Regions from separate parts of the Mus musculus genome. Here region 1 is linked to region 2. A link is a loop called in an ENCODE intact Hi-C map of the cell type or tissue named here. Cell type or tissue: left cerebral cortex. All regions are shown on one strand.

Region 1 (5,000 bases), 210 kb before region 2:
ACGTGTTGATAGCCTGCTAATCTCTTCTGTTCTGTCATCAGCTCAGGAACCTCTTTGCCCTCAACCACCACCTCTTCTCTGTCTTCCCTCCTAGAGTCCCACTCTCTCGGGAAGCCCCTTCCCTGTGCCTCTGTCCCCGTGCACCTGTCTTACATCTCCCCTGCCATTGGTTCCGGACACACCGACGTACCGTTCGCCCTGCCTCGTTGTTGTGAAGGTTCATGAGGAAGCGTAGGTCCCGCCCCTTCTCCCCGGAGTCCACGAACTCTCGGCCAAAGAGGCGACCAAAATCGATGTTGTCACTGCAGCCCCCCCAGTGCCAGTCGGGGCCCCCAGGGCCGCGCCGCCGGTAGTCGCAGGTGCAGGACTCGATGGAGCCTTCGGAGCAGGAGCGCGCCACGGAATGTGTGACCCCGGCGGAGGTGATTGCGAAGATGAACGCTGTTTCTCGGCAGCCTGTGGGTGAAGCGACCCCGCATCAGTTGAGAGAAGGCGTGGGGCCAACTCAGCACCCTGTTTGGAAGACTTGGTACCCTACAGTCCAACATCCTTGGAGTCATGTGTGCGAAGCATGGAATGCCCTCCTCTCTAAGCTTTACTGAGACTCCAGAGCCTTAGCAGAGCAGCTCCAAGGGGAGATTCCCAAGTAGAACAAATCTGCATAGCCAAGATCGCTACTAGTATTGGCAGTGCAAACTTTGCTGGGTGCGAAGCACAACCCTAGCTAGCCCTCAGAGATCAGCTTCCCAGGTACCTTTGAGGAAGGCTAGGGAAAAACAGCTGTCGCCCAGCGCCCACGATCCGGAATTCCCTTTCTGTGGGCCAGTGGCTCAGCAACGTTAAAGATCATGCTCACAACGCAAGGCTAGAAAGAATCTGGTGCTGACCTACGGTAACTGCCGGCACCAGGCGATTCTCAGTTTGATCACATATAACCCTGGGATGTCTTCCCTGCCTTCGCCCGCCTATGCCCTGGAGATGACCCTGCTTTTCCCTTAATCCCGGAAGCGTCGCTTTCCTGGGCACCCACCTCGGTTGACGATCTTGCCGAAGAGGTGGGGCCCCGGAGCAGTGGGGCAGTTCCAGCGGCGGTTTCGGAATTGCCATTTGCACTCTCGCACAGCGCTCTGGAGCCCTCCACTCACGCTGTGCAGGATCCCCGGGTTCTGTCGGATCAGTCGCCGCTGCTTGCGGCTCAGCAGCTGCAGACTGGGCTCGAGCACCAGCTGCAGACTCTTGGAATCCGTCAACAGGTTCGTGGAGGAGGCTATGTTCACGATGCCCCTGGCGGGATGCATAAGGGTTCAGTCCAGGGGAGGGGACCTGCATCCTAACCATACAGGCTGTACCACCCTATCCTTGCCTGGCCCTGAGCTCCAGAGTCTAGTGAGTGGACAGAAAAGGCATGGCTACCTTAGCTCTTCCTTTCTTCAAGTCAGCCCCCGAGGAGAAACCCCACCTGCAGCCTTGCCCACCTTGAAAAACTTAGGAATTCCACTCCCTCACCTCAAAGCTAATATCTGGTTTTTTTTTTTTTTTTTTTTTTTTTTTTGGTTCAAGACCTAAGGGACACCTGAGCACCCACCACAGCGAGGTTGGGACCTGTTGCTCAGCAGAAACGGGGTCGTATTAAATGGGAATGGTCTCTGAGCCTGGTGTATCTGGGCTTCTGCATGCCAATGATGTGCCCCCACTTCAGCAGAGCTAGTTCTAGGTGTGAGCACCCTGGATGTGAAGTCACAATGCACGAGGGGGGTCTGTAGGTTGGTGATCCCCACAGCGTGGGAGCTGGGTAAGGCCCGTGCCTGGCTCTTTGCCCCAGGACAAGTGGCGGACCCCGTACTAGCTCACTTACCACCATCGGCCACTACTGTTGGCAGCCAGGGCTGCGGGCAGAGCGGTCAGTGCCAGTAGCAACGTAGTAGAAACCCAGCTGGGCAGCAGCGCCCAGAGCCCCATGGCCTGCCTGGCCTTGCTGGTTCTGTGCTGCGGTTCTGACGACTGTGGTTGCTGTCCGCGACGGTGGGACTGGACACAGCGGTGAGGGCAGTGATGCGAGTTCCCAGGCTGGCTCTAATAAGTCTGGAGGCGGGCCGCAGGCAGCATGGTTCGCTGTCCTGGCTGCTGGGCTGAAGCAGCCACTGCGGGAGGCACCGCCTCTTATAGGCCTCTTATAGTTGCGGCGCTGACTGCAGTGAGAAGAGGCTGCCCCTCCGGGCCCGGGCGGCACTAAAAGCACCAGGGCGCACTGGTCAGGGCCACAGACAATGAGTGGCGAGCGAAGCTGTGGCTCTTGCCGGTCTGAGCAAAGAGCTGACAGGCTAACCGTCGGGGCTCACCCCCGCCCCCTGCCTGGTGGCCCCCGCCTCCAGGTCTGCACTGGCCGCCGACCCCTCCCCTTGGGATGGCCTCCCACGCGCGCCGGCCTCACTCTTCTGCGCGTCCGGAGCCCGTCGGGGACCAGCATCCGCCAGGGGGCGCGGAGACAATGCGCTGGGGACAACCTGTTTGCAGCCTGGATTGCCTCCCCCACACGCGCCGGTGGGGCTGTCCTCTCGAAGTCCGTCTCCTCTGTCCCCCCTACGCTGTGGTCTCTTCTCTTCCCTATTCTGAATGGCAGGATGAAAGTTGTGGTTCTAGCCAGCGACTCCGTGGAGACACTTCCTCACCCAGGAACCCCGACGGCTGGACAGAGAAGGAAAAGAAGGAGACAGAGCATGGGTGGAGCTGTGGTCAGGGATTCCCGGGCGTGGGGTGTAGGGGTAGGCTGAGCAAACCGAGCTGGTGGCAGTGAGAAACTCAGAAGCGCCCAGCAGTTTGCCTCTGTGGGCTAGGGGGAGTGTAAGCGTCGGTGTGTCACCCGTGAGATTAAGTCAAAGTGTACATGTGTTCTGAGGGTGCACGCTCCTGTGTATTGGTGTATCCAGAAACTTCTAACGAAGAACATTTTGAGCCCTTTCCAAATAATTGTGTAATTTGGCTCAGGACAGGGAGAGCATGAAGTCATTTTGTTACAGTCACCACTTAACGCAGTGTATCAGGAAGGAGGTGGGGCTGTGACAGGAGACGTCCAGAAGGCTGCAATTGTGTTTGCAGGTGGGTGCATGAGTGTGTGTGTGTGTGTGTGTGTGTGTGTGTGTGTGTGTTTGTGATTAACGACGTGCACTCATAGGTGTCATTCTGTCGCTCTGGGTACCTAGTGTCACCCTATGGCACCTTGAGTCAACCTGTGCTTATCATTAGATGTGCTAGTCATGAAGATGAACCGGGCTTGTTTCTCTGGCAACTAGGCTCAGAAAGGATAGGACCACCAGCCGAGTAGCTGTCAGATGGAGCTGAAGACCTGAGGGAAAGAATGCTTGTGGGAAGAAGCTGGCTCCTTTTGGTTTTGTTGTTGCTGGTTTTGTGACCGGATCTTGCTGTGTGACCCTACCTAACATAAAGGTTTAATATGTAGAACCCATGATGGTCCAGTGACTGCTGGGATTACAGGCCTATTCCGCCACCGTACCTGCCCAACTCAAGATGAACATAATTGGGGGGAATGAGAGATGGCTCAGTGGCTAAAAGCACTGACTGCTCTGCCAGAGGCCCCGGACTCTGTTCTCAGCACCCAAGTGGTGGCTTATAGCCACCTGTAACTCCAGTTCCAGGGAATCAGGTGATGTCTGAGCCCCACTGACACCAAGCACACACAGGTGCACGTATACATACATACATACATACATACATACATACATACATACATACATAAAATAAATCTCCTGAAACAGTTTTTTAAAGAAAGATTAGCAAATTTGTGCCTCCATGTGTTTCCTGATTTTAGTTGGATTTTTTTTCTCCCAGGTTTCTGCAGTGTCCCCACCCCCCACCCCCATTTTCTCCCACTCTTACCCAAGAGCCTTAACTCTTCCATTGTGGATTCTACTTTCCTCCTGATTCCAGTGATCTTCAGGGTCATGGCAGCCTTGGAGTATCAGGCTGCTGTTCCCAATGTGGGATGCAGAGGGCACTGCCAGCCTGGTTATCACGCACCACTGTCACACAGGGAAGCGCCCCCTTCCCAGGATCTTAATATTTCTCCTCTCTTCTATTTCACAGAGGAGATGCTTGGTAAGGCAGTGTCTTCAGGTCCCAGGTCCCTGCTAATAAATGAATCCATGTTAAAGCCACATTCCCAGGAACTGGGATACCGTGTTTGCCTCGCTTGCATGAAGCCCTAGTTTGGATCACCAGCACTGCAAAAGCCAGGAATTGGTGGCGCATGACTGTAACCCCAGCACTTGGGAGGCAGGAAGATCAGAAGTTCAAGGCTATTCCTCACCTCCCAGCATTCTGTAGACACTCTCAAAAACCCAAAGCAAGGCCTGTGGTGGTGCAAGCCTTCAACCCTAACACTTGGAAGGCAGAGGCAGATGGATCTCTGTGAGTTCGAGGCTAGCCTGGTCTACATTGAGAGTTGCAGGGCAGCCAGGGCTACATGGAGAATCCCTGACTAAGGGGACAAGGAAGCACTTGCTGCCAAGCCTGAGGATATGAGTCCCCGAGCGTCGCTGGATGGAAGGAGAGAAGACTGACCTCTGACCTCCACAGGCATCCAGTGTCCCATGCACACACATGCACATGCAGACAAAGTAAATAAGAAAACAAATTAAATGTAGGCTGGACGGATAGATGGTTCATTGGTTAAGGGGACTTACTGCTCTTCCAGAGGACCTGAGGTGTTTCCCAGCACCCAGGTCAGGCAGCTTATAACTGTCTGTAACTCCTGCTCCTGCTTTCTCCAAGGACGTTCCCACACAAATGTGAATACGCATATGGGCATAAACAAAAAGCTACAAAGTGAACCTTTAATTTTTTTTAATGTGTGAACAAAACAACAACAGCAAACAAAACAAAACAAAACAAAAAAAAAAAAGAAAGGCCTCCCCAAAACAAAGAAGACCCAGCAGATGAAAGAAAGTGTTTGCTGAGCTGGGCGTGGTGGCACACGCCTTTAA
Region 2 (5,000 bases):
TTCTTTTTTCTTTTTTTCTTTCTTGTCAAACTGGGAGATATCCTTGGTAGCTTATAGCTTCCCCAGCCTGCCCAGGTTTGGAAGGTGCCGGCACGAAGGGTGGGTAAGAGACACGTGATTCCTGAGGAAATAGGAGGGACCGTGAATAGCTTCTTCTAGCATCGGGCCATATGTTGGGAGTTGCCACAAGAGTACATTTAATGCATTGACTGCACTTTGAAGACATCCTGGATGATACGAGAGTGCTTGGGTGGATCTTGGTCTCATCCTAACTAATGATGCAGAGTTTTCAGTCTTATAGGTTGTCATGTGAGCAGGGGATGGCTCTAGTATCTAGTTATTCACAGACTCGGTAACTCCTTGAAGTCTGACTTCTAGGTTAAGGGTTGGTTACAGGTTCTAATGGCAACAGTCATTATACAGTACTTGCAATTGTCTTGGTCTTGCTGGTTTACAAATGGTAATACCACTTAATGGGAAATTCATATGAGGTCAGGATGAGAGAAAATGTTATGGTATTGTACATAAAACCACTATGACTTCTGGGCTGGCTGGCCCAGTAGTCAGGACTGTTAGCTCGCTCTGCTAACTTGAGAACCAGAGTTTAATATCCTCACACTGACAAGGCTGGGTGGGGCCGCATGCGTTCATGCCTGTAACTCCAACACAGAGGAGACATAATAAACAGGGGGATCGCTGATGTTTGCTGGCTGCAATTCTAGTCAAAAAGTGGGAGTTCCAAGTTCTTCAGGAGCCCTTGCCTCAAAAGATCAAGGTAGAGAGAACGGTAGGACATCCCGGGCTCTCCTCCAGCTTCCGTGTGAGCACAGGCCTACTCATACACACACGCACACACACACACAAGTGCACACACACACACACAGAGACATCATATACACATAGAGCAGACATACACACAAACCTATTTTTAATTTGAAAATTATCCCTATCGAGGTCATATCCAATGGTATTGGCCTGGGGATATTAAGATGATTTGCTGACGTGTGTTCGAAGGGCTATCTGTACTTTCTGTCTTCCCTGATGACGCAAGGTCATTATCTGTGCTTCGGGAGGAAAGGGACAGAAGCAGGGGCCCAGGGAACCATATTCTCAGGGTAAGTTTGCCATGCAAGGCCAGTTTCGTGCTTTTGTGTCTTCCTTTAGTGGTGTGCCTGCTCATTCTGAATGTAGGGGAAGCAGATGGGGCATGAGCCGCAGAGCGACTTAATGCTTCAGACTACTTAGGTAAAGTGGATTTCCTAGAGATAAAGATAGCCAATACTCATGTGTCCCCTAATAAGTAGGGACTTAAAACAAACAAACAAAAACAAAAACAGAGAATTTAAGTCATTTGCCTGTGGTTGAGGTAGAAACATGAGTTTCCCCTGAATTGCTTGGATCCAGAGATTCTCTTTCTGATCATACACAACTGCATCTTGAAATAGCTATGTGGAGGTTTCCACATAGAGGAGAGACAGAGGACTTGGACTGACAGCATCAGACTCCTTAGAGATGTATACAGATATGCTGGAAAGATGGCTCAGTGGTTAAGAGCACTGGCTGCTCTTCTAGAGGTCCTGAGTTCAATTCCCAGCAACCACATGGTGGCTCACAACCATCTGTAATGGGATCCGATGCCCTCTTCTGGTGTGTCTGAAGACAGCTACAGTATACTCATATACATAAAATAAATAAATAAATAAAGAGAAATAAATAATTAAAGAGAGAGAGATATGCACAGATGTGACTGCTTACCTAAACTCAACCTTGAGTTGGATGGAAGATATGAAATATTAATCCAGAGGGAGAGCACATGGTCTCTGAGCTCTACTAAATGTAGGATGTAATTTCTGAAAGTCAGCACCGGAAGCAGGAAAGAGTGGAACTTAGTAGGTCGCTCTCCCAGTGAGCCGGACCAGTCCCAGTAAGGAAAAGCATGGAGGAAAGGCTGAGGAAAAGTGGCCCCTCTGCTGCTATAAAGTCACCAGTGTGGAAGTGGGCCGACTCTGGAGGCTTCATCGCTGGTTGGGAGGCACATGGACAGCTCCCTGTCTAGTTTCATGGATGAAACTTGATGGCTTGTGGTGGTTATAAGTGTGTGTGGTTTCAGGATACAGCTCCATACAGTTGTCCTATGTACAAAGGCACACAGAGGGTCCCTGGCCAAGGCCACTGTTGGCTGAACTGTGCCACACATGCTCCTGTTTGAAAAGCTGGAACTACAGTGCCCTCTGCTGGAGTTTACAGGCGAGCATGTCTTGGTTCTCAGCAAGTGGATCAGTCACCAGTCAGGTGGCTCAGAGAGACCAAGAAGCCTAAGATTGAGCAGGGGACATGGCAGGCAGGGTTGAAGGTATGTCCTTCCTTCCTCCTTTCCCTTCCTCTACAGGTGTGTGTGTGTGTGTGTGTGTGTGTGTGTGTGTGTGTGTGTGTCTTGCCTTACACCTTGTTAGAGACACGGTCTCTCTTGTTGCTGGCCTCTGCATATGTTAGGCTTACCTGTGCTGTCAGACTCTCCTATCTCCTCCCTGGGGCGTGACAGGAGTGTGCACTCCTGCATCAGGCTTTTAGGTATGCTCTTAAGATTGAATCTCAGGGGGGCTGGAGAGATGGCTCAGCGGTTAAGAGCACTGACTGCTCTTCCAGAGGTCCTGAGTTCAAATCCCAGCAACCACATGGTGGCTCACAACCATCTGTAACAATATCTGGCGCCCTCTTCTGGAGTGTCTGAAGACAGCTACAGTGTACTTACATATAATAAATAAATAATTTAAAAAAATGTTCCCTTTAAAAAAAAAAAAAGATTGAATCTCAGGCTGTCAGGTTCTCCTCACAAGTGTGGTACACAGTCAGCCACCTCCCAGTTCATCTATATTCTACATGAAGCTAACTCACTGCCTAGCCTGGGTTGAGCTGTTCCAGCCTCCCAAGTGCTGGGATTACAGCATGAGCCACCACCCTCAGCTCCTACTGTTTAATCTCTATGAGAAAAAGGTAGACCATCACCTCCATTTGCTGGTAAGGGGTCAGAAGCACTTTGGACCTGTGTAGTGTTGGCTCTTTCAGGCCACACAACCCTGGGTGCCACATGAAACTGAGGCTCTGCCTGTTAAGGACGGATCGAAGCTTGCTCCCTGTCCCTGTCCTCTTTGCATATTTTAAAAAGAGGTTTAATGTGTCTGTGTGTGCCTGAGAGTATGAACACCTCATGCCTTCTGTGTCCATGGAGACCAGAGGAGGACATCGGGATTGCCTGGATCTAGAGTTACAGATGATTGTGAGCTGCCAAGTGCATTCTGGGAACTGAACCCAGGTCCTCAGGAAGAGAAGCCAGTGTTCTTAACTACTGAGCCATCTCTCCAAGTCCTGTGGGTTTGTTTTATTTTTTTAATCAGGAGGAAAAGAAAGGAAGGATTCGGGACTGGAGGAATATCTGACTGTGTTGACTCAACTCAGTGAGTTTTCATTAAGACTGTAATAAGGGAACAAGAGGAGCTTTTTTTGAGTTGAATGTTTTAATACACTCACACCCACTAGGAGAGGGAGAAAAAAAATCATCCTTCAAAGAAAAAATTGTGATAAAAATATCCCATGGTAGTAAGTGTTTGGGAAGACGACTATTAAATAGGTTCTCTTACAGAGATGCCGGTGTGGCTGGCTGAAGGGCCACATCAGAGTGTGGCTGCTCTGAGCTGGCCGAGCAGGTTGAAGCCTGAGTGCATGTGGTCAGAACAAGGGTCAGGCTGCATGGGTGGAAGTACATTGTCCCCCTTTGTCTTCAGGAAGTATGCACTAAGTTCCTCAGTCAATGCCTTAGACTGTGGGCAGCGCTGTACTCTGTATGGACCATGGTTTTCCTGTATATACATCCCTGTAGTAAGGTTTAACCTATAGAGCATGAACACGAGGAAATTAATAACTAACAATAAGATAGTAACAATATACTAAAATAAAAATTCTGTAAATTACTGGAGAGATGGCTCAGCGGGTAAGAGCACTGACTGCTCTTCCAGAGGTCCTGAGTTCAATTCCCAGCAAGCACATGGTGGGTCACAACCATCTGTAATGGGATCTGATGCCTTCTTCTGGTGTGTCTGAAGACAGCTACAGTGTACTCACATATATAGAATAAATAAATCTTTAAAAAAATTCTGTAAATCGTATGTCTCTTAGAACCAATTATAGTGTACCCATTTGGTGTGAGGAGCAATCGAGCCTGAGAGAGCCTGAGGGATAGGATGGAATAAATGAATGATGGAGGTGTTATGTCCTTAGCATCAGTCACTGAACCATGGGAAGTACTGATGTCATTTATCACTCCCACCCCCAATGCTTAGGCCAGATCTAATTCCAAGAATCATTGTACATTCCCAAATTAAGGATCATGCTGCAAAATGTCCTGTATGCACACTACAAAAACATCAGTGCCATGAAACAGAGGCAGCAGAACCAGGCCACATTAGAGGAGACCGAAGGGCTATGCTCATTAAGTGCAGAGCTCAAGCCTTAATTAGACCCTTGAGGAAACATTTTGCTGTAAGGACATTAATGTGACAACTGGCAGAACAGGAATATTGGGCTGCAGGTAATTAGATGACACAGGAGCGCTAACGGTTTGCTAAACTGTATCTGTGCAGTTAATAGGTTCACTTACAGACAAAGCACGGATGGGCAGAATGACGATGAATAACTGTATCTGGGTGATAGTTCTTACGAAATGCAAACAGGCAGGGTGTAGTGGCTCACACTTTTAATCCTAGCATTTCTGAGCCAGAGGCAGGAGGATCTCTGTGAGTCTGAGCCAGCCTGGTTTACATAGCTAGTTCTAGGACAGGTGGAAATACATATTGAGACCGTGTCTCAAAATGGAAAAAGGAAGGAAGAAAGAAAGAAGGAAGAAAGAGAGAAAAAGAGAGTGAGAAAGAAAGAGAGAAAGAAAGAAAAAAGAAAAGAAAGAGGAAAGGAAGGAAGGAGGGAGGGAGAGAGAGAGAGAGAGAGAG

The links. Hi-C counts contacts between places; a loop is a spot of excess contacts. Peaks named below come from ENCODE experiments on the same cell type or tissue, not always from the same donor. Only the 100,000 strongest peaks of a DNase experiment are listed, where the experiment ranks them.
Region 1: it touches region 2 in a loop (3-fold over the local background); 8 of 42 quality-filtered maps call a loop at or near these places.

The regions. Positions count from the first base shown.
Region 1 is chr15:98,787,148-98,792,147 of GRCm38, reverse strand. It overlaps Wnt1 (wingless-type MMTV integration site family, member 1), which reads right to left and starts at 2,291. Exons shown (of 4, transcript NM_021279.4): 1 at 1,856-2,291; 2 at 1,031-1,284; 3 at 191-456. The coding sequence starts at 1,959. In left cerebral cortex, CTCF peaks have their summits at 2,465 (motif pointing right) and 4,012; no DNase peak of the experiment used is centred here.
Region 2 is chr15:98,577,513-98,582,512 of GRCm38, reverse strand. All of the region lies in intron 1 of 4930415O20Rik (RIKEN cDNA 4930415O20 gene), which reads right to left. Among named protein-coding and RNA genes, the nearest start is that of 4930415O20Rik, 9.0 kb to the right of the region's middle. In left cerebral cortex, CTCF peaks have their summits at 2,221 (motif pointing left) and 2,817; a DNase peak (open chromatin) is centred at 2,228.